2 separate regions of the Homo sapiens genome follow, and region 1 is linked to region 2. A link is a loop called in an ENCODE intact Hi-C map of the cell type or tissue named here. Cell type or tissue: GM12878. All regions are shown on one strand. Each heading gives the region's core, and the rest is flanking DNA. Links, peaks and the distances in the headings are about the cores only.

What was found. Hi-C counts contacts between places; a loop is a spot of excess contacts. Peaks named below come from ENCODE experiments on the same cell type or tissue, not always from the same donor. Only the 100,000 strongest peaks of a DNase experiment are listed, where the experiment ranks them.
Region 1: it touches region 2 in a loop (3.0-fold over the local background); 3 of 110 quality-filtered maps call a loop at or near these places.

Annotation. Positions count from the first base shown.
Region 1 is chr14:71,426,136-71,437,982 of GRCh38, forward strand. The region is part of intron 2 of SIPA1L1 (signal induced proliferation associated 1 like 1); the gene reads left to right. Among named protein-coding and RNA genes, the nearest start is that of SNORD56B, 34 kb to the left of the region's middle. In GM12878, for the core only: no CTCF peak of the experiment used is centred there; DNase peaks (open chromatin) are centred at 4,636 and 4,976; H3K4me3 peaks cover 452 bases; H3K27ac peaks cover 3,926 bases.
Region 2 is chr14:71,491,370-71,503,216 of GRCh38, forward strand. All of the region lies in intron 2 of SIPA1L1 (signal induced proliferation associated 1 like 1), which reads left to right. Among named protein-coding and RNA genes, the nearest start is that of SNORD56B, 99 kb to the left of the region's middle. In GM12878, for the core only: no CTCF peak of the experiment used is centred there; a DNase peak (open chromatin) is centred at 6,572; H3K4me3 peaks cover 665 bases; H3K27ac peaks cover 4,930 bases.

The DNA of each region.
Region 1 (11,847 bases), core at 1,247-9,246, 66 kb before region 2:
TTTTTTAATCTTTAAACACATGTCCTTTGTCTATCAGAGGTTGTTTTTATCTGTTCTACCATTCTCTGTCTTTTTTGATTAGAGAGTTTAATCCATTTACATTTAAAGTAATGACTGATAAGGAGGCACTTTTGTCATGTTGCTATTTGTTTTCTACATGCCTTGTAGCTTTTTGGTTCCTTATTTCTAGCATTAACTGTTGACTTTTGTATTTGTTTGTTTGTTTGTTTTTAGTGAAACCTTTAAAATTTTTTTTTTCTTGTTTGTATTCTGTAGGTATTTTCTTTGTGGTTACCATAGGAATTACATTTAACATTCTAAAGTCATAATACCCTAATTTGAATTTCTTTCTTTTTTTTTTTTTTTTCCCAAAGACAGAGTCTCACTCTGTTGCATAGGCTGGAGTGCAAGTGGTATGATCTTGGCTTACTGCAACCTCTGCCTCCCAGGTTCAAGCGATTCTCCTGCCTCAGCCTCCTGAGTAGCTGGGATTACATGCGTGCACCACCATGCCCAGCTAATTTTTTTGTATTTTTAGTATAGACGGGGTTTCACCATGTTGGCCAAGCTGGTCTCAAACTCTTGACCTCAAATGATCTGCCTGCCCTGGCCTCCCAAAGTGCTGGGATTACAGTTGTAAACCACTGCACCCAGCCTGAATTTATACCAGCTTAACTACATAAACTCTCTTCCTCTAATAGTTCAGGCACCACCTTTTTCACTGTTGATGTCACAGAATTACATCTTTATACCTTGTGTGCTCAAAAACATAAAGTAATAATGAACTAATAAGAGATTAGTGCATTCATTTCTTAAACCATGTAGAAAACAAAATGTGGCATTGTAACTAATAGCACTACCTTTTAGACTAAATTTTTAGAGAAAGTTTAGTCTCTTAAATCACAGAGCAAACAAAAAATGCAGTTACAGACTGTTTTTACAATGATACTTTTATAATTGCTCCTGCATTTTCTTTTATTGAAGTCTTTATTTCTTTATGTGGCTGCAAGTTACTTTTTAGTGTCCTTTTATTTTTACCCTGCAGGGACTTCTTTTATCATTTCTTGCAAGACGGGTCTAATGGTAGTCAACTTTCTCAGCTTTTTTTTTTGTCTGAGAATGTCTTCATTTCGCACCCACTTTTGAAGGACAGTTTTGACAGAATAACATTCTGGTTGATAGGTTTGTTTGTTTGTTTTTTGCACTTTGAATATATCTTCCTACTGCCTTTTGGCCTCCAAAGTTTCTGATGAGAAAACTGCTAATAATCTTAGGAGGATCCTTTGTATGTGATGAGTTGCTTTTCTCCTGCTGCTTTCAAGATTCTATCTTTGTCTTTAGAAAGATATTATAATGTGTATCAATGGGGGTCTCTTTGAGTTTTCTTGTCTCCTTTTGGAACTCTCACAATGTATGTGTTGCTTAGCTTGATGGTGTCCCATAGGTCCCCTGGCTCTGCTCACTTTTCTACAGTCTTCTTCCTGTTTCTCAGACTTGATCATTTTCATTGTCCTCTCTTCAGGTTCACTGATTCTTTCTTCTGCATCCTCAAATCTGCCTTTGATTCCCTCAGTGGATTTTTCATTTCTATTGTGCATTTCAACTTCAAAAATTTTTTTCTGGATTTTGCATCTCTTTATGAATATTTTCATTTTGCTTATGAATTTTTTTTTAAGTTTCTCTACATCTTCCTTTAGTTCTTTGTTTATCTTTAACATGGTTGTTTTTGTCTAGTAAATCTGCCAACAAGTATTTTTCAGGGTCAGTTTTTAATTTATTTTTTCCTTTGAATGGGCAGTATTTTCCTGTTTGTGTTTCTTGTGATTTTGTTGTTGTTGTTGAAAACTGGACACTTTATTTTTTTATTTTTATTTTTTTTGAGATGGAGTCTCATTTTTTTGAGATGGAGTGCGGTGGTGTGATCTTGACTCACTGCAGCCTCCACCTCCCAGATTCAAGCGATTCTCCTGCCTCAGCCTCCCAAGCAGCTGGGACTATAGGTGTGTGCCACTGTGCCTGCTAATTTTTGTATTTTTAGTAGTGATGGGGTTTTGTTTGCCATGTTGGCCAGGCTGGTCTCGAACTCCTGACCTCAGGTGATTCCCCCCACCTCAGCCTCCCAAAATGCTGGGATTACAGGCATGAGCAACCATGCCTGGCTGAAAACTGGACATTTTAATCTCATAATGTGCCAACTCTGGAAATCAGATTCTCCCCCTTCCTTATGATTTGCGGTTTTTTTTTTCTTTTTTACTGGTTTTATTTTTATTTTTATTTTTATTGTAGGCTGTCTGTGTGCTGATGATCAATCTGATGTGTAAATTTAAGGTCTTTTCAGATATTTTCTGAGTCTGCACCTTTCCCTGACCATGCATGGTCACGTTCTAATTTTCCCCATATATGTGGTTGCTTTTGAATGGCCTAGTCTTTAATGTCTGGCCCTTAAAAGGGGTAAAGAGAAAATTGAATGGGGGTTGGGGAGAAGGGCTCTGGCCTGTTAAATGCCCTGAAGTCCCTTTGGTCAAAAAGGAGGGGCTTCCTGCAAGAGGGGAGGTTCAACAACAGTGGCCTCTTTGCACTTTTGTGATCAGAAGCAGCAGTCAGCCATTAGAGCACAGATCCCTGATATTTAGAGGGCAGGGTCCTTTTTGCCCATCCTGGCTCTTGCCAGCTGTGTGCAAACTACTCTAGGAAATGTGTGCCCAGCTACCTGCCCCAGGACTTGGGGTAGATGATGGGTAGCTGCAACTACGGTAAGAGCCAAAATTAAATGAAAATAACCTCAATGAACTGTTCAGGCTTTCTGCTAGAAGTTGCAAGTTTTCCATAGATTCCACAGCTCCAAAATAATTATTTTGGATAGATTCTGCCAGTGCATCTATTGTCTGGGCGGGAAGACAGATTCCTGATACTTGCTACTCTGTGATCATCCCAGAACCTGCTCCTCAATTTCATTTTAATTTAGTAATAGTTGCTGAGATATTATTTTTATTTCACCGTATTATTTAATCCCAAGTCACTTGATAACATTTTGTTTTTGTGGGACATTTTTTCAAGATTAATTTTTTAATAGAAGTAATAAATTAGTCCATTTATAAGGTTTGAGTGCCTGTTTCCTCCCCACTTCCCTCGTCCTGGTTCTCTGGCTTGCTCTCCACTGGTAAACAGTTTGTTGATTTGGTACTTTTATTTTTATTTATAATATAAAAGCATTGTATTTTTGTATTTTAGAAACTTCACATAATTGCCATTGTATTTAATATCTGTAATTTTTTTTTTTTATTCAACAACTGGCTTTGGATAGGTATTCATGTTGGTTCATATAATCCCAGTTCATCCTTTTTAACTGCTGCCTAGTCATGGGGATTGATTTTTTTTTTCTTCATTTTTCCCATTGCTGAACTTCTAGATTGTTTCTGATAGTTCCTGATTATAAACAAGGCTGCAGGCAACATCCTTGTCCTTGGCTCTGTGTATATGGGCATGTTTCTCTATGCAGTTGTCAGGTCATGGGATATTGTAATAGACACTCTCGAATTGCTTTATCTAAGTGGCTTCCATCAGCAGAGGATAGGTTCTTTAGTCCTATATGTTTATATGTGGAGAAATGGTACAGGATAGGAACTGTGTTTGAAGACCTGATGTATATTTACAAATAGGTAGATCTCATTAGCTTATAATATTTGGCTTTGAAGTTGAAGGCTAGTTTTATTCATTGCACTGTATTTTGCTATCAGATGTGAATTTATTTAGAAATAAAGAATTCTGCTGTTGAATAATTGCAGGTAAATTACTATAATTACCATTGAGCTTTTATGTAAAAGTAACACCTTGTTTTACAATCTGTGCATTGGGGGTAAAGCTAGGTGTGAGGGTTGTCTTAAGTGCTTCTGAAGTTTGGAAGACTTCTTCAGTTAACTGCTAATCTGTGTTCTAATGGCTGAGGGATGTGTTGTATATTCAGCATCACACCTACCTCATTATGGACACCACAGGCAGAGGGAATACATAATTAAATGAGAGCTACTGCTGGGCAGAAATAGGCACACCACCTCCTCTAGTTTCCCTTAAAGGACTGTTGGTTTCAAAGTAAGAATGGTATTTATTCTTTTCCTTTTTTTTTGCATGGTTGTCTGGTATGATGGGGAATATTTCTTTCTTCCTTTTGATCTTTTAAGAAAATAAAAAACTGTAATACTTATTTTATCAATAAATTATTTTCAGAAGCTTTGGTTTTTGAAGTTATCAGTCTTCATATGCCACTTCTTTCTCCACAATAGTTACGTCTGTTCCATTTTATCTCTACAATCCTCTAGCTGGAGATCTCATCAGTATTCTGAGCCTCACTCTATTCATCTAACAAATGGGGCTAATAAGCCAGGAGCCCAGCAGGGTTTTTGGGAGCATGAGGTTGTCAGTGCAGTGCCTCATAGGAAACAAGCTGCACGGGACCAGAGAAATCACTTAATCCAGCCTTCTCCTATAACAGATGAGAAAACTGAGGCTGAGTGTCACATAATGTGTAGCTTCTCTCCCTTTTGTTTGTGCTTAACTAATATCTTTCTCAGTTGTGGGATCACTTTGCGACTCTGCTTCTTGAGAAACCACAGGGGCAGCTTTTGCACAGGGCATTTTCCTTGCTTGCAATTTCTCTTTCTTTTCACCACCTGTCAAGTCACCTTGCCCTCCCTTTGAAACACATTCAAATTCATTTCCTCAGGGAGGCTTTTCTAGTTCATCCTTAAAGATGGGTATTTCAAATCCTGATCAACTCAGTTTTATCCTTCACTGTGGAAATGTGAAGGACCTATTATTGATATTATTATAAAGGTCCTATATAGATATACATATACACTTATATTTTTTGTTATTTAGGGAAAAAAAACTTCTTGAGAACAAATTTGTTAGCAGCGCAGTGTTATTTGTGTATTTTGAAAGGGACAGTTTCAGTTGATGAGATAATTAAATGCACGATATGCTTTTAGCATGTTAACTCCTACTCACAGATCCTTGTTCTGCTTTTCATACAATCAGCTTTCAAGCTAGTAGTCCAGAGCTAAGGATTATGTTAAATAAGTTAGAAGAAAACCACCCACTGCTAATTCACATCTTTTCATATGGGTGAATATTCTTGCAACTTTCCCCTACTGTGCTTTCTTCCACACTATGAAAAGAGGCAAATAAAGTAAAAATGTCAAGTAGCAGTATACACTCCTAAAGATAACTCACAGAAGTAGTTATATGTGGACTTAACTAGTACATAAAAGATTACATGAGGCTGGGTGTGGTGGCTCTCAGCTGTAATATCAGCACTTGGGAGGCTGAGGCAGGAGAATCGCGTGAGTCCAGGAGTTCGAGACCAGCCTGGGCAACATCGTGAGACCTAGTCTCTACAAAAAAATACAAAAATTAGCTAGGTATGGTGGAGCATGCCTGTACTTCCAGCTACTTGGGAGGCTGAGGTGGGAGGATTGCTTGAGTCTGGGAGGTCAAGGCTGTAGTGAGCTGTGATTGCACCACTGTACTCCAGCCTGGGCAACAGAGGCAAGATAGTGTCTAGAAAATAAATAAATAAATAAAAATAAATCACATGAAAGCCAAGTTGGACTTCATAATCCTTAACATGAATGAACTATAAGGGCCAAGGGAGGGCTCCTCTTGGCCTCTCTGAAGGTTTGATAGAAAATCAACTCAGAAAAGGCAGATTAATTGGAGAAAAGGCATGCAAATTTATTTAATGTGTGTACACAGAAGCTTTCAAAATGAAAACCCAAAGATACAGGGAAATTGTCTATTTTTATGCTTAGGTTCAACAGAGTATAGACAGCCGTGTAGAAATAGGCTTTGACAAAAAGGAGGTGATTAAATGGTAATCAGTTGAGTGGGGAAACTCAGCAGGGCCTGTCTAGGTGGTGCTTCTTGCTTTCTTTTTTTCTTTTTCTTTTTTTTAATTTTTGAGAAAGGATCTTGTCTCTGTAGCCCAGGCTAGAGTACATTGGCGTGATCACAGCTCACTGCAGCCTCAAACTCTTGGGCTCAAGCAATCCACCTGTTTCAGCCTCCGGAGTAGCTGGGACTCTAGACCTGTGCCACCTTGCCTGACTAATTTTTTATTTTTTGTAGAGATGAGGCCTTACTATGTTGCCAGGTTGGTCTTGAACTCCTGGGCTCAAGCAATCCTCCTGCCTCGGCCTCCCAGATTGTTGAGATTACAAGCATAAGCCACTGTGCCTGGCCTGCCTATCTAGATTCTTGTTGGCCTCTCTGAGCATGAATTCCTTCCCTCGGGGTCTGAGGCACAACCTTCTCTAGAATGGGGGCCTAACAACCTACAATCACACAAGGTAGTCAGATAATTTCTTTATGGCCAGTATTTACACAGAAAGGTGGAGGGAAAGTTATAGTAATGTATTTATGTTTTATGACTAGCTCTGAGGAAAGGGATTTCTGGTTTCTATGATCTGCCTTGGGAAAGAGGGATTCCAGTTTCTATGGTCAGCCTCAGCAGAGAGTGGGACTGAGAGACAGGAGGGCAGGAGAAGGTCAGAGAAAAGCGTTTGCTTCTGAGACCTTCATTTTGGGGTATTGTTTTCTGCACCTCAACAGAATGAACAATCAAATGAATGTTTGATTGTACAACATGCACATTTTTATTTAATTTCATAGTACTGAATAAATCCTTTTCACATTCATTTGCGAACTGCTTTTATATGCCCCTGATTTGTAATCAAATACTATTTTGTTTTTGTGGCTGGGCTGCTATGGAAATAGGAAGTAAATGTTACAGGTAGCTCTTCCACTGAACATGCACAAATGCATGTGTTGGTGTGTGTTTGTATGAAAGGATTATAAGATCTTTTGCTTAGAGTGTGAATGGAAAGGGGTATAATAGAGTTTTATATCTGGAAAGAACCTTATTTGTTATCTGTTTATAGGTGAGAATGGATATTTACAGAGATCAGGTGGTTTGACAAGGTTATTCTGCTGTATAGTGTTAGAGCTAAGGCTTAGAACTCTGAGTTTCTGGAGTTAGAGAGCACTCTTAATGCTTTGGGAGAAACTTAGCAGTATTCTTTTTACCCGTTCAGGGAACTCAGAGTCTCTATTTCCTGAATTATCTTTTGGATTTTGGATATTTGCAAGATTAGATTATCAATGGAGTTTGAAGGTAGACTCTTGTCTGGATATTATTATTATTTGAGATAGTGCCTCATTCTCTTTTCCGGACTGGAGTGCAGTAGTGCAATCACAGTTCACCATGGCCTCAACCTCTCGGGCTCAAGCAATCTTCCAACCTCAGCTTCCTGAGTAGCTGGGACTATGGGTGTGCGCCACCACGCCCAACTAATTTTTGTACTTTTTGTAGCGACGGGGCTTCACCATGTTACCTCGGCTGGTCTCAAACTCTTGAGCTCAAGGGATCCTGCCACCTCAGCCTCCCAAAGTGCTGGGATTACAGGCGTAAGCCACTGCACCTAGTGCTTGTCTGGACATTCTTAAGCATGCTGTCCATGAGTTTTTTTTTTCCTGAGAAAAGATCATTGAAGACCAAAACTTTGTCAAAATCGGAGTTTTATCACATTCTTACATTGCAAAATAAGGCACTTTTCATTGAAAAGGATTTTAATACCTTCCATGGAAAACATTCTTGAAAATCCAAGGCAATTTCATAGTTTCACCTTTTCAAATGTTGACTTTAAATGAATTATGCCCAACCTTTATTGTAAGGATTATATCTTATCTATCTTTATATTCTCTACAGCCCCTAGCACAGAGCAAAATGTCTAGAAAGTTGGAAGGTAGTATATTTAAAATGCCTCTCTATTTTCCCACTTAAATCCTTAGTGAGAATTACTTCACTTCTCTTTGTCCTTTGCTTTTCTCTTCCATGTGATTGTGACTAATGATCAAAGGAAACCCTTAGAATTGTTGAGACATTTGGAATACAAAATTTCTCACTAATTAAAAATTGGATCACTGGACCAGAACCTATTAATTTTGGCTTTCATTTGTTGAACTCTTTCTGTGTGGTAAATATTTGTCAGATTCTTTGAGTACAGAGATGAGTTTGACAGCCTCTACTGTTAAGGACCTGAAATCTAGTAGATGAGACAGATGTCCTGTATGTTTAGGTGCAGTAATGGATATATTTTAAAAGTGTTGAAGAAATACATATACTCTTGATGTTTCTTATTAGCAATATGTAGAAGGATATGAGTATCACAGATGAAGTAAGTTTAATCACAAAGTAATTAGATTTTTAAAAAGCTAAATTTTATGTTTTCATATGGATGTTACAAGTCCATGGAATAATATTCCAAGGTAATACAGTGAAGCTAAACTATATAAATTTTATTCAGATTTCACCTGTTTTTCTGTTCCTGTCCTTTTTGTTTTCCAGGATCTAATCCAGAAATGCCACATTTCATTTATACGTATGCTCTTTTGTTTGGTTTTGTTTGAGACAGGGTCTTGCCTTGTTGCCCAGGCTGGAGTGTGGTGGGACAATCATAGCTCACTGTGGCCTTGAACTCCTGGGCTCAAGCGATCCTCCCACCTCAGCCTCCTCAGTAGCTGGGACAACAGGTGTGCACCACCATGCCCAACTAACTTACTATTTTTTTGTAAAGTCAGAGTCTCTCCCTATGTTGTCCAGGCTGGTCTTAAACTCCTGGGTTCAAGTGATCCTCCCACCTTGGCCTCCCAAAGTCCTGGGATTACAGGTATGAGCCACTGTGCCCAGCAATATGTATGCTTCGTAGAAATTTATTTTTACACAAATGGTAGCATACTGTACTATGCTTTCATTGTGTTTTATTCCAGTTTTTACCTAGTCTCTTAATAATGGACTTTAAGTTGTTTCCAATCTTTTGATATTATTAACAGTGCTACAGTGGCTATCCTTGAGCTTGCAAGTATGCAGTTTATATGGAGGCATTTTTGGGTGGAAGAATATATTCGTATCTTTATTGCTAAACTGCCCTGCTTAAACATTGTATACATTTACACTCCTCTCAGCAATGTATGTGTTTTTCTTTTTTCTTTTTTTTTAAATTATACTTTAAGTTCTAGGGTACATGTGCACAACATGCAGGTTTGTTACATATATATACATGCGCCATGTTGGTGTGCTGCACCCATTAATTCATCATTTACATTAGGTATATCTCCTAATGCTATCCCTCCTCCCTTCCCCCACCCCACGACAGGCCCCGGTGTGTGATGTTCCCCTTCCTGTGTCCAAGTGTTCTCATTGTTCAATTCCCACCTATGAGTGAGAACATGCGGTGTTTGGTTTTTTGTCCTTGTGATAGGTTGCTGAGAATGATGGTTTCCAGCTTCATCCATGTCCCTACAAAGGACATGAACTCATCCTTTTTTATGGCTGCATAGTATTCCATGATGTATATGTGCCACATTTTCTTAATCCAGTCTATCATTGATGGACATTTGGGTGGGTTCCAAGTCTTTGCTATTGTGGATAGTGCCGCAATAAACATACGTGTGCATGTGTCTTTATAGCAACATGATTTATAGTCCTTTGGGTATATACCCAGTAATGGGATGGCTGGGTCAAATGGTATTTCTAGTTCTAGATCCTTGAGGAATCGCCATGCTGTCCTCCACAATGGTTGAACTAGTTTACAGTCCCACCAACAGTGAGAAAGTATTCCTATTTCTCCACATCCTCTCCAGCACCTGTTGTTGCCTAACTTTTTAATGGTCACCATTCTAACTGGTGTGAGATGGTATCTCATTGTGGTTTTGATTTGCATTTCTCTGATGGCCAGTGATGATGAGCATTTTTTCATGTGTCTGTTGGCTTCAGCAATGTATGTGTTTTACCTCCCCCTTGCAGGTAGCGTGTGATTTAACAATTCAATTTTGCAAATTTCATAGGTGAAAAAATGGAATTTTATCACTATTTTTCTGTGCATTTCTCTTGTTATAAGTGAGGTTGAACATACTATCGTGTGCTTAAGAACAATTTCCCTTTCTGTGAATTGACTCTGCCAATTTATCTATGGAAATAATGTTTTTATATAAAAAGGAAATTAGCACTTTGTGATAGGGGCTGCTAGTTTTTTCCAGTGGGTTTGTATTTTGTCGTTTATGGTAATTTTTGCTATATATGAATTTATTTTTGGATCATCAGGTTTATTACTATTCTACTTCATGGTTTTGGAATTTTATGTCTTACTTAGGTCTTAGGCTCTTCAAGATTATGAAAAAATATCTTGCTTTTAATACTTTGTGGGGTTTTATGTTTAAGACTTTAAATCAATTTGGGATTTATTTTAATGTGAGTTGGTATCCCATCCTCTTTTCCATGTGGCTGTATAGTTGTGCCAGCACCATTTATTGAACAATTTATCTTTTCCACACTGATGTCACATTTTATCTTATCAAATTCCTGAAGTCTTTTTAGAATGTTTGTTGTATCCATTGATTTGATGGCTTGTTCATGAACCAGTTTTAGACCTTTTAAATTATTATATATTTATAACATATTTTATACTATCTGGCAAATATTAAAGCTGGTCCCCCTTATTACTCTTCTTTTTTATAATTGCCCTCATTGTTCTTGTTTATTTTCCATATAAACTACAGACATACCTTCTGAATTTTTTTTTTTTTTTTTTTTTTGAGACAGAGTCTCACTCTGTCACCCAGGCTGGAGTGCAGTGGCACGATCTCGGCTCACTGCAACCTCTATCGCCCGGGTTCAAGTGATTCTCCTGCCTCAGTCTCTGGAGTAGCTGGGACTACAGGTGCGTGCCACCATGCCTGGCTAATTTTTTGTATTTTTAGTAGAGACGGGGTTTCACCGTCTTAGACAGGGTGGTCTCAATCTCTTGATCTCGTGATCTGCCTGCCTTGGCCTCCCAAAGTGCTGGGATTACAGGCATGAGCTGCTGCACCCGGCCAGCTTTTGAATTTCTAAAAGAATATCCTGATAATCTTATTGGGATTGCGTTAAATTTACTTATTAATTTAAAATTTTTAAAGCATTGATCCTCTAAGAATTTGTTTTGTGTAGCTCAAATATTTCTCATCTGCTTTTAAAAAAAAGTTGATTTTACAAAATTTGCTGGGAGTGGTAGGGGCGGCTCATGCCTGTAATCTTAGCACTTTTGGAGGCCGAGGCAGGAGGATTGCTTGAGCCCAGGAGTTCAAAACCAGCCTGGGCGATAGTGAGACCCTGTCTCTTAGAAACTACATATATATTTTACAAATTTATTTTTCTTTGAGGCAGAGTCTCGTTCTGTCACCCAGGCTGGAGTCCAGTAGCATGATCTCGACTTGTTGCAACCTCTGCCTCTGTGGTTCGAGGTATTTCGGGGTGCCTCAGCCACTTAAGTAGCTAGGATTACAGGTGTGTTTCACTTCACTTAGCAAATTTTTGTATTTTTGGTAGTTTCACCATGTTGGCCAGGCTGGTCTCGAACTCCTAGCCTCAAGTGATCTGCCCGCCTGGACTTCCCAAAGTGCTGGGATTCCAGGCGTAAGACACCGCGCCTGGCTTATTGTACAAGCATTTCATTACTGATACTACAGAGAGCAGTTACTCATCATACTACCTCTATCACAACAAACATTTCTGTTTTCCCTTTACTTTTAGTGATGCTGAATCATATTTTAGGGCCTTTATTATTATATATTCTGTAATTAGCAAGGCATCATGCATACAGTAGGTAAAAGTTTAGAGAGCTTGTCCATACCACTGTGGGATCCTCAATAGGAAGTAATTTGGAAGTATCTATTGAAATTTAAAATATACACAGGCATGTACCGTAACTCTTTAGTTGTTTACTCAGCATCTATCCTAAAGAAAACATGGGCCGT
Region 2 (11,847 bases), core at 1,743-9,742:
TTCTGGGGACAGTATATCTCCAAACTGACATTGTACTTATCTTCATGGAACTTAATGGCTTAGTGGAAGAGAAATGAAACAAATATGGACATATGAACTGTAATCAGTGCTCTAGAAGCAATATAAGCAGTAGTATTAGGGAGCAACCTGTTTGTTGTTGTTGTTGTTGTTGTTATTGTTGTTTTGAGATAATCTCATTCTGTCGTCCAGACTGGAGTGCAGTGGTGCAATCATGGCTCACTGCAGCCTCGACCTCCCCGGCTCAAGCAATCCTCCCACCTCAACCCCACAAGTAGCTGGAACAACAGTCAAATGCTCAGCCTGCCTTGGCTTCCCAAAGTGCTGAGATTACAGGCGTGAGCCACCGTTTCAGGCTTAATGTTTTATTTCAAACACACACACACACACACACACACACACACACACACACACACACACACACACCCCTTCCCCCGCCCCCCCACATGAAGAGTTGGCATTTGTAGGCTACATTTTCAGTAAATTGTAAATGAAGAGAATTATGAGAATTTACCTGATAATCCTCATTTATTATAGTTCGGGTTGTGCGTGTGTGGGAAAAATGCTGTCCTGTTTCTGCTAATCCAAGTCTGTCAGCACCATCTCCCCTCTGTCACCTAATGATTTGACTGTATTTCAACCTGTGTAATGGCGAGGCACCACGGTAGCTAGCATTGGCCGAGATGCCTGTCCTTGACAACAAGGTCTTTGTTTGGCTGTGTTGGGAAATATTGGCTACTACCAGGGCTGAGTGCAAAGAGGGTGGTATAGTAACTCAGTTTTTCGTGCTAGCAGCCTGATGGCACAGTTACAGCAAGGATTTGGCAGGAAGGAGCAAGTGTGGATTGCTTGAAGTTTCAAGGGGAGATGAGGCAGGAGAGAATTTAGAACTGTGGTGTTGTTTTTATTAGTTTAGAAGTTTTAATCTTCAATATAGCCGTGTTTTTTTCCAACAGCATAAAGGGTCAGCTTGATGCCCTGTTAAAAAAGAGCCAGAAGTGGGGTTTACAGGTGACAATTTTAGTGTGTTCCTTTTCTTTAAGAAAAATCTTTGATTCTGAAAGAGCTTGACAGAGCTGTTTAATAGTGTGGACATCTGTTGAGGCAGATAGCAGTTTTCTGGATATAGGTCATGTTAATATAAACTCTGGATATAAACAACCTCTGCTGTCTGCTTCAGACTTGAAGACTGTGTGATAGGACCAGGCCCGTGCGGTAGCTCTTTAGTGGTCAGAATATTTGTGAGTGAAAGCCGCTCTTATTTTTCAGAGACAGGAGCTCACTCTCTCGCCCAGGGCACAATTATGGTTCACTCCAGCCTCAATCTCCCAGGCTCAAGCGATCCATCTCAGCTTCCCAAGTAGCTGGGACCATGGGCATATGCCACCATGCCTGGCTAGATTTTTTTTTTTTTTTTAATGTAGGGATGGGGTCCACTCTATTGCCCAGGCTGGTCTCAAACTCCTGGGCTCAAGCAATTCTCCCACCGTGGCCTCCCAAAGTGCTGGGATTATAGGCATGAGCCATTGTGCCCAGCCAGTAAATGGCATTTTCATACATTTACCTCCTTTTTTGTTGTCCCGGAAGGCAGAATCTGGGATCTCTTTTACTTATGTAACTGTTCTCCAATTTCCAAATCAATTTATATCGAAAGAATATATCTGTGGTGCCTGCCCCTTTATCCCTCCCCCAAAACATAGGTATTTATTTTTTTAGAGACAGGGTCTTGCTCTGTCACCCAGGCTGGAGTGCAGTGGTGTGACTGTAGCTCTGTAGCTTTCTGCAGCCTTGAACTCCTGGGCCCAAGCAATTTTCCTGCCTCAGCCTCCTGAGTAGCTAGGACTACAGGTGCCCAAACCCTCCACGCCCCCAGTTTTTTTTATTTTTGGAGTGATGGGGTTTCACCATGTTACCCAGGCTGGTGTTGAATCCTGGGCTCAAGCAGTTTTCCCCATTCACCCTCCCAAAGTGCTGGGATTACGGGTGTGAGCTATTGCACCTGGCGAAAGTAGTTGTTGAAGAACTACTTGGGCAGATGGGAGGTCTTGTTTTACTGCTATGTTTGTGAACAATACAAATTCAATTATTTTTGTGGATGTGACTTCTAGAGAAACAATTAAATTGATTAACCAGAGTGACTGAGGAGACTTTCATTATGTTTCTCCAAGGACATAATGTTGAACAACAAAAAAAGTATTTTGACAAAGTATCATCACCAAAGTATCCCTCATCAGAATATATAGCACAGGCTGGAAACTTGGATTATTGTTTCTTACCTAAAAGCAGTCAGTGGAACAAAGGTTATGTATGTTCTGTTAGCAGTGAAGCTGATACTATAAAGTCTATATGATTTTATTCAAATGGATTAAGAAAATTAACGTGTGTTTATATTTGGAAAACGTCAGATATTTTATGAATAAATTTTAATTCAGCAAATATTTGTTTTTATTACTCCTTAAAGGATAGATTCAGCATTTTGTTTGTTTTTTAATATTATGAAGGAACTTTATACTCCTGATCACTGATGATGTGGGCAGGCCAGCCCGAAGGGACTCCGTGGTTCAGTCTTTACCATGCAATAGCACAGGGGCTTTTGCTTTTAAACATGAGTTCTCTGATTGGGTAGTGCTTGTGTGAGTATTGAAAAATCTCTACAATTGAGGCTTTGGAAGGTTATCAGTTTTACACCTTCTTGTCCTATTCAGATGCCTTTAATTTTTGTTCTGTTTTATTTTGTTTTGCCTTCTTGTAACAGTTAGAATCTTCATTGGATTGTTGAATAGAAATGGTGACAGTGGACGTCCTTGTTTTGTTCCTGATGTTAGAGGGAAAGCTTTCAGTCTTTTACTGTTGGTATGATGTTTGTTCAGGCTGAGGAAGTTCCCTTATGTTCCTGGTTTACTAAGGCTTTTTTTCTTTTTCTTTTTAAATCATTAGTGGTGTTGAATTAAATTTTTCAAGTGCTTTTTCTGTATATATTGATATAATCGTGTGGCTTTTTGTCCTTTATTAATATGTTGTATTAAATTAATTGACTTTTGGAGGTTATAATAATTGATTTTTGGATGTTAAACCATACTTGCTAAGATGAATCCCGTTTGGTCATAGTATCTAATTGAGATTTTCTTTTCTTTTCTTTTTTTTTTTTTTTTTGAGACAGGGTCTTACTTACTGTGTCACCCAGGCTGGAGTGCAGTGATATGATCTTGGCTTATTGTAGCCTCATCCTCCTAGGATCAAGCGATCCTCCCGCTTCAGCCTCAATAGTAGCTGGGACTATAGGCACACGCAACCTCATCCAGCTAATTTTTAAAATTTTTTGTAGAGATGGGACCTTACTATATTGCCCAGGCTGGTTACTCCTGCCTCAGCCTCCCGAGTAGCTGGGACTACAGGTGTGCACCACCTTGCCTGGCTACTTTGTGTATTTTTAGTAGAGACAGGGTTTCACCATGTTTAGTCAGGCTGGTCTCAAACTCCTGACCTCGTGATCCACCTGCCTTGGCCTTCCAAAGTGCTGGGATTACAGGCATGAGCCACTGCGCCTGGCTCAGGCTGATCTTGAACTCTCGGGCTCAGTTGATCCTCCCATCTTGGCCTCCTAGAAGTGCTGGAATTACAGGTGGGAGCCACTGCACCCAGACAGAGGATTTTTTAATTGAGAATTTTTGTTTGTAAATTCTTGAGGAATATTGGTTCATTGTTTTCTTATTTTGTAATGCTCTTGTCTGGCTTTAGTATTGTGGTAATATAAAATGAGCTGGGAAGTGTTGTCTCTTTCTCTGTTTTCTAGAAGAGTTCGTGAAGAATTGGCATTGTTTCTTTATGTATCTGATAGAATTCCATGGTGAAGCCATCTAGTCCTGGTATTTTCTTTTTGGGAAGATTTTTAATTAGTAATTCAATTTCTTGTTTTAGGTATATTGAGATTTTCTGTTTCTTCTTGAGTTGGTATTGGTTATTTATGTCTCTCTAGGAATTTGTCCATTTAATCTAATTTGTCTAATTTGATGGCATACTGTTTTTATATTTTCTTTTATATATTTAAAATATATTTATATTTTATACTGTAGGGTCAATAGTGATGCTCCCTCATTTATTCCTGATTTTGGTAATTTTGGGGGGGATAATTTTCTTTTTTTCTTGGTCAATCTAAATAAAGCTTTGTCTATTTTATTTACTTTTTCAAAGAACCAGCTTTTGGTTTTATTGACTTTTACTGTTTTTCTGTTTTCAGTTTCATTGGGTTTTGCTCTAAACTTTAACTTCTTTCTTTTGGCTTGCTTGGGGTTACTTTACTGTTTAGTTTCTTAAAGTGAAGACGATTGAGATCTTTCTTATTTTCTAAAATAGGTTTAAGTTTAAAGCTATAAAATTCTCAGCTGTGAGCAGTGTTTCACACCTGTAATCCCAGCACTTTGAGAGGCCAAGGTGGGAGGATCATTTGAGGCCAGGAGTTCGAGACCAGCCTGGGTAACATAGTGACACTCCATCTCTACAAAAAAAAAAAAAAAAAAAAAAAAAAAGAAGAAGAAAGAAAAAAAGAATCAGTTGGGTTTAATGGCATGTGCCTGTGGTCCCATCTACTTGGGAGGCTGAGTTGGGAGGATTGCTTGAGACTGCTGTAGTTAGCCATGATCTTGCTGCTGCACTCTAGCCTGCAAGATCCTGTCTTAAAAAAAAAGAAAAAAAAAAAAAAAGCTATAAAATTGTCTTTAGCCACAGCTTTAGCTGCATCCCATAAATTTTGACATGTTGTATTTTTGTTTTTATTCAGTTTAAGGTATTTTAAAATTTTGAGCTGGGTGTGGTGGCATATGCCTGTGGTCCCAGCTACTCAAGAAGCTGAAGCAGGAGGATCACTTGCACCAAGGAGTTCAAGGCCAGTCTGGGCAACATAGCGAGGCTCCATGTCTAAAAATAAAAATTGTATTAATGATGATAATAAATATATTTCTTAATTTTGCTTGTGATTTTTTTTTTCTTTGACCCATGGGTTGTTTGGATGTTATTGTTTGATTTTCAAGTATTTGGAGATTTCTCAAATTTCTTTTGATTGTAGATTTTAATTCTTTGTGATCAGCAAACATATTTTATATTATTTCAATCCTTCTAAATTTGAGACTTGTTTTGTGACATTGCAAATGGTCTAACCTGGACCTTAAAAAGAATGTGTATTCTGCTGTTGTTGGATGAAGTTTTCTATAGATGTCAGTTAAGTCAGTATGGTTAATTATACTGTCTAGTGTTTATACCCTTGCTGATGTTTTGTCTGGTTATTCTGTCAATTATTTAGAGTGGAGTTTTGAAGTCTTCAATTATTAATGAATTGTCTCTCTCAGTTCTGTTTCATTTGTTTTGGTGCTCTGTTGTTAGGTTGCATGTAGGTTTTTAATTATTATATTTCACTGATGACCCTTTTATCATTATAAATTGTCCCTCTTTTTCTCCAGTAATGTTTTTATCTTAAACTAAAAAGAGAATCCTTTAAAAATGATCCTGGGCTGGGCGCGGTGGCTCACGCCTGTAATCCCAGCACTTTGGGAGGCCGAGGCAGGAGGATCATGAGGTCAGGGGATTGAGACCATCCTGGCCAACATGGTGAAACCCCACCTCTACTAAAATACAGAAATTAGCTGGGCATGGTGGCGCGTGTCTGTAATCCCAGCTACTCAGGAGGCTGAGGCAGGAGAATCACTTGAACCCAGGAGGCAGAGGTTGCAGTGAGCTGAGATCACGCCACTGCACTCCAGCCTGGGCAACAAGAGCAAAACTCCATCTCAAAAAACAAACAAACAAAAAAACAAAAAAAAAGATCCTACAGTTTTATTTATTTTTATTACAATGGGGTCTTGCTATATTGCCCAGGCTGGTCTTGAACTCCTAGACTCAAGGGATCGTTCTTCCTTGGCCTCCCAGAATGCTGGGGATTACAGATGTGAGCCACCACACCTGGCCCATACCGTTCTAAATGATCATACACATATACAATCCCAGGAATTTAAATACATGTATGGATTTTTGTGACTTTCATTATAATAAAGATTCAGAAGAGTTTTGTAACCCCCTAAAACTCCCTCATGCTACCCCTTTATAGTCACCTCTTTGCCTACCTATAATCTCTGGCAACCACTGATCTGCCATCCATTCCTGTAGTTTTTTCTTTTAAAGAATGTCACTTAACTTAATAAATTGGGATGTTATATAAGTGGAGCCATACAGTATATAATCTTCCAAGACTAGCTGCTTTCACTAAGCTTGCCTTTGAGATTCATCCAAGCTGTTGCATGTATCAGTAGTTGCTTTTTATTTCAGGATATTCCATTGTGTGGATATACCAATTTGCTTATACAATCACCTGTTGAAGGACACTTGAGTTGTTGCCAGTTTTGAGTGATTGTGAATAGAGCTGCTATGAACATTTGTGTCCAGATTTTTCTGTTAATGTAAGCTTTCATTTCTCTAGGATAGATGCCCAGGTGCATGATTTCTGAGTCATAGGGTAAGTGCTTTATGAGAAACTGCCAAACCACTTTCACGAGTGACTGTATCATTTTTCGTTCTCACCAGCAATGTTGGAGAGTTCTCATTTCCCATTCTTGCCACTACATGGTATTGCCAGCATTTTAAATTTTGGCCATTTTAATAGGTGTGAGTGGGATCTTCTTATGACTTTAATTTGCATCTCCCTAATGGCTAATGGTGGTTTCAGACATCTTTCATGTATTTGCTATCTTTGTACCTCTTTGGTGGAGTGTCCTCTTTAAGCTTTAAATTTGCTATGTTAACCTTTTCTGAGAAATCTTATTTTAGGTACACTTAAAAATACAATCTTTTCTTGATAACAAAGTCATTGTATGAACTGTAATTTTCATATGGGTTTGAAATTACAGGGAAGCTAGCAATGACTATTGAGTGGTGTAAGGCTGCTTATGTCTCTTTCAGGCATTCCTTTTCTGCTGTTAGCATGCCTGATTCTGGCAGTGCTTCCACTTCCATTCGGTTTTTGGTTTACTGCTTTTATGAAATGATCATGAATAAGGCTATAAGAATCATGTTTGAAAAAAAATAGTGAAGTGCTTCTCAGTAAATTCCCCAAGAGCTCTTCTCTAAGGAAAGTACATAAACTCTGTAACATCTGTTTTAGTGCTCCTCCAAACTGGGGGCCCTGAAATTCATCTGAGGAGTCTGTGAGTGTGAATCTGTGTGTGCAGTGAGCATTGTCTATGAGCTGAATAAACAGTATTCCATGCAGTACATATTCTACTATTTTCAGAATTATATGGATGCTGTTGAACAATCTTGAGTTTGGGTAGTTTTTGTTTTTTCTTTATGTAATTTGCCTACCAACTCTTTTGCTGCTTTTTCTAGTCCGTGATGTGGTGAGTAGAATTTTTCAGATGGAGCTTTCTTGATAAGTGAGGTATTACTGTTTGTGACTAGTCAGGACAGGATGAAGTAGGCTTTTTGTTTGTGCTGTTTAACCATAGGTTATCAAATGTTCTTTACAAGGCTTATATTAATTTATTAATTTTTGATGATGTAGTATTGCATACTTTTGCTGAAAAGCATTTTGGGAAAATTAGGATACTTCAGATTCTTCAAATGATAGGGTTTATATGATTTGTCATTAACACTAATCTAACAAGTGACAAGAAAAAGTATATTCCTCAAGTTGTTATTGCATAAAAGAAACATTTAAATCATGGTTTGCAGGGTTGATTCTTTCCCACATTCATCAAGTCATTTTGATGCTTTTATTATAAATAAAACTTGATTAGTAGATTGTTAGTTTAATCAAAGATTATAAAAATAGAAAAGGAGGTGGCACGTGCCTGTAGCTACCTGGTAGGGTGAGGTGGGAGGATCACCTGAGCCTGCGGAGGTTGAGGCTGTAGTGGGCTATGATCGTGTCACTGCATTCCAGCCTGGATGACACAGTGAGACCCTGTCTCAAAAATATGTATATATCTATACAGAGAGAGAAAAGGAAACTCTTCCTATGTATGTAATTTATATAAGCACAACATCTGCTTGCGTATTGTTGACCAGATTTTTTCTCAAGTTTTTAAAGTACTTTGCTGCTTTGCATGCCTCATCCTGTCAAGCAAGTTCTTGTTTAAGGAATATGTAATTGTATCATAATATGGTAATTTGTTATGCAAATATCATATCTTAAATTATCAATCTAACAGCTTTATTTTCCTCAGTTATTTTTGGTTCTCATTTCAGGATGTGAAATAGGATAGCAATAGAAATTAGCAAAAGGAAAAAAAAGGTGATTGATGTGCTAAATAATCATTGCCCTAATTTTAGTAATGAGATATTCAGGGGTGTAATTTGTTTTGGGGGGCTTTTTTGATTTGTTTTGTTTCACATTACTTAGATTCTCAGTTTCTTCATGATATTAAAGCAAAACCTGTCTTTAAGAGCCACTGTGCAAAATTGTTTGAATGAGAATAGAAATTTAAAATCGTTTAATTGAGAAGGAGGTCATTGATATGTGTCCCACCAGAAACCAGAGATTCAGTTCCTAACCATTTTTCACTAAAATAAGCCCTAAGGTTCTTTTTTATTGAGCAATTATGCCAAATTTGTTAGAAATTAAAATCTTTGCATAAACTTCTTTAAAATATCTATTATAAACATGCTAATATTAGTTGAATTAGTCTAAACATTCCTTTTTTTGACATTTGGACGTAGTGTTTGAGTGTCATTGAGATTAACTAGATAAAGGAAGACATTGATAAGTTGAACATTAAAATTAAGAATTTCTCTTCAACAAAATAAAAATTAAGAGCAAAAAGGCAAGTTACAGAGTGGGAGGAAATATTTGCAACACATACATCCAACAGAGCACTCATAACCACAATACATAAAGAGCTACAAATCAATAAAAGCGTGACACTCCCTCCCTCTTGCCTTCCCCCAGCCAAAGATCTAAGACTTGAAGAAGCAATTCACAAAAGAAGATGCTCATTTGGACAATAAAATAAGCCTCTTAAAAGGCCCTCAAAATCATATGGTGGAAGCGCAAATTAAAGCCACAGTTGTATTATTATATTCTTACCAGTAGAACAAATGAAAAAGATAACTCCAAGTGTAGAGCAATTGGACAGCTCTGCTCGTGGAAGTATAAATTGCAACTTATACACCCTGCTAGTGGGAGTAAAATTGCTAGAACTTTTGACCCAGCAGTTCCACTACCAGGTGTACAGATACAATGGAAACACACACATCTGTGCCCCAAAGAATATGCCAAAAGTGTTTATAGCAGCATTATTTGTGCTTGCATCAAACTAGAATAGAACAAAATGTTCATCAAAAGTTAGAAGGGGGCAGGGTGCAGTGGCTCACTCCTGTAATCCCAGCACTTTGGGAGGCCAAGGCGGGCGGGTCACCTGAGATCGGGAGTTTGACACCAGCCTGACCAACATGGAGAAACCCCATCTCTACTAAAAATACAAAATTAGCTGGGCATGGTGGCGCATGCCTATAATCTCAGCTACTCAGGAGGCTGAGGTAGCAGAATTGCTTAAACCCGGGAGGCAGAGGTTGCGGTGACCCGAGATCGTGCCATTGCACTCCATCCTGGGCAACAAGAGCGAAACTCCGCCTCCAAAAACAAAACAAAACAAAAACATTAAAAGGTGCCGAGTGCAGCGGCTCAGGCCTGTAATCCCAGTACTTTGGGAGGCCAAGGCAAGAGGATTGCTTCAGCTCAGGAGTTTGAACCAGCCTGGGGAACATAGTTAGACGTCATCTCTATAAAAAATTTTAAAAATTAGCTGGGTGCAGTGGTGTGCATCTGTGGTCCCAGCTACTTGGGGGGCTGAGGTGGGAGGATCGCTTGAGCCCAGGAGTCGAGGCTACAGTGAGCCATGTTGAAGCCACTGCACTCCAGCCTGGGTGACAGAGCGAGACCCTGTCTCAAAAATAAATAAATAAATAAAAATAAATATATATGAAGAAAAAAGATAAATGGTGAAATCCTCTGTAGTATTTTGCTTTCCATAGCAACAAAGATGAAGTTCACAATGTGAAACAAAAGAAGACATAAGAAAGTGTACATATTCTCTGACCCCATTTAAATAAATTGCTTTTCCCATGTTGTAAAGTGACCATACAAAAACAGGCAGAACTAATCTGTGGTGCTGGAAGTCAAAATGGTTGTTAGCACTGGAGGTTACTGAGGACTTATGAGGGTGGCTTCTGAGGTGTTGGTAATGTTCTCTTTCCTGATCGAGTAGTAGTTACAGTGGTCGGTTCAGTTTCTGAAAGTTCTAAAAGATGTACATGTAGAATTTGTACGTTTCAGTTTTTATAAAAGCTTCATTAAAAAATTAATTGAAGTCTGGGCACAGTGGCCTCATGCCTGTAATCCCAGCACATTGGCAGGCCAAGGTGGGAGGATTGCTTGATTTCCAGGAGTTTGAGACCAGCCTGGGTCTCAAACCATGGCGAAACCCCGTCTCTACAAAATAAATAAATAAATAAATAATACAAAAATTAGCTGAGCATGTTGGCATGTGCCTATAGTCCCAACTGTTCGGGAGGCCGCGGTGGGAGGGCCACTTGAACCCGGGAAGTAGAGGCTGCTGTGAACTGCCAGTACACTCTACCCTGGGCGACATAGTAAGACCCTGTTTCCAAAAAAAAAAAAAAAAATCTTCATTGAACATAGCTTTTTTTTTTTTTTCTTCTGTGTGTCATATTGTAGCCTGGTATGCTAACAAGTAATTAGAATTCTTCAGTATTAGCCATGGTTGTTCTTAAAAACCATTTTACCTTCATGGACTGATGCTTTTATTTGGCTATTTTGGTTTTACTATCATGAGAGCCTTTGAGATACTTGAAAAAAAAAAAAAATATATATATATATATATATATATTTGAGACAGAGTCTCGCTGTGTTGCCAGGCTGGAGTGTAACCTCCGCCTCCAGGGTTTAAGTGATTCTCATGCCTCAGCCTCCCGAGTAGCTGAGACTACAGGCACATGCTACCATGCCTGGCAATTTTGTGTGTGTGTGTGTGTGTTTTTAGTAGAGACAGGGTCTCACTATGTTGGCCAGGCTGGTTTCAAACTCCTGGCCTCAAGTGATCCACCCGGCTCAACCTCCCAAAGGGATTACAGGCATGAGCCACCATGCCCAGCCTAGAATCTTGAGTATTTTAAAAGCCCAGAAACAAAAATTTTTGGCTATTAGGGTAGAGTATGTTAAATATGAAAACTTGTCAACATTTAAAACATGTTGCAGATAACTAAAATAAAATACTCTTATTCCTAGTGACCCATTTAATCCAGAGAGACTATTTTTCACCTACATTAGTGCAAATGTAGTTATGGTTTAATATACTTCTCAGTTTTATCATCCTTGTGTTCTCGTAAGACTCCTCTAACACCGTGTTCTGCCACATGTTAATGAAGTTCTTTATGTTTCTTTCCCTGTTATACTCTGATTTTCTTAAGGACAGGAGCTGCTTTTTAAATTTCTCCTAGCATAGTGCATTCCTTATATTAAATAATCAGAAAATATTATCTCCATATTTTATAAAAGACTTAGTAATAAAATTCCAGAAGTTTTGAATTCTTATGCATGTCCCCCCTTGCTGTAGGACAGTTAGTTGCAATTCTTGTATGATGTAACATGAAATTTTGTAGTCATCATGTCCCTGACCTCTATTGAAAAAATGTGCTTGATAAATTTTAGCATGATGAAGTTTGTATGTCTGAGTTTAGCTTCAAATGGTGTAGATAGTATTATTTAAAAATGGGAAGATCTGGAGTTCTTATATCTAATAGTATAGCTCATTTTATCCTAAGAAC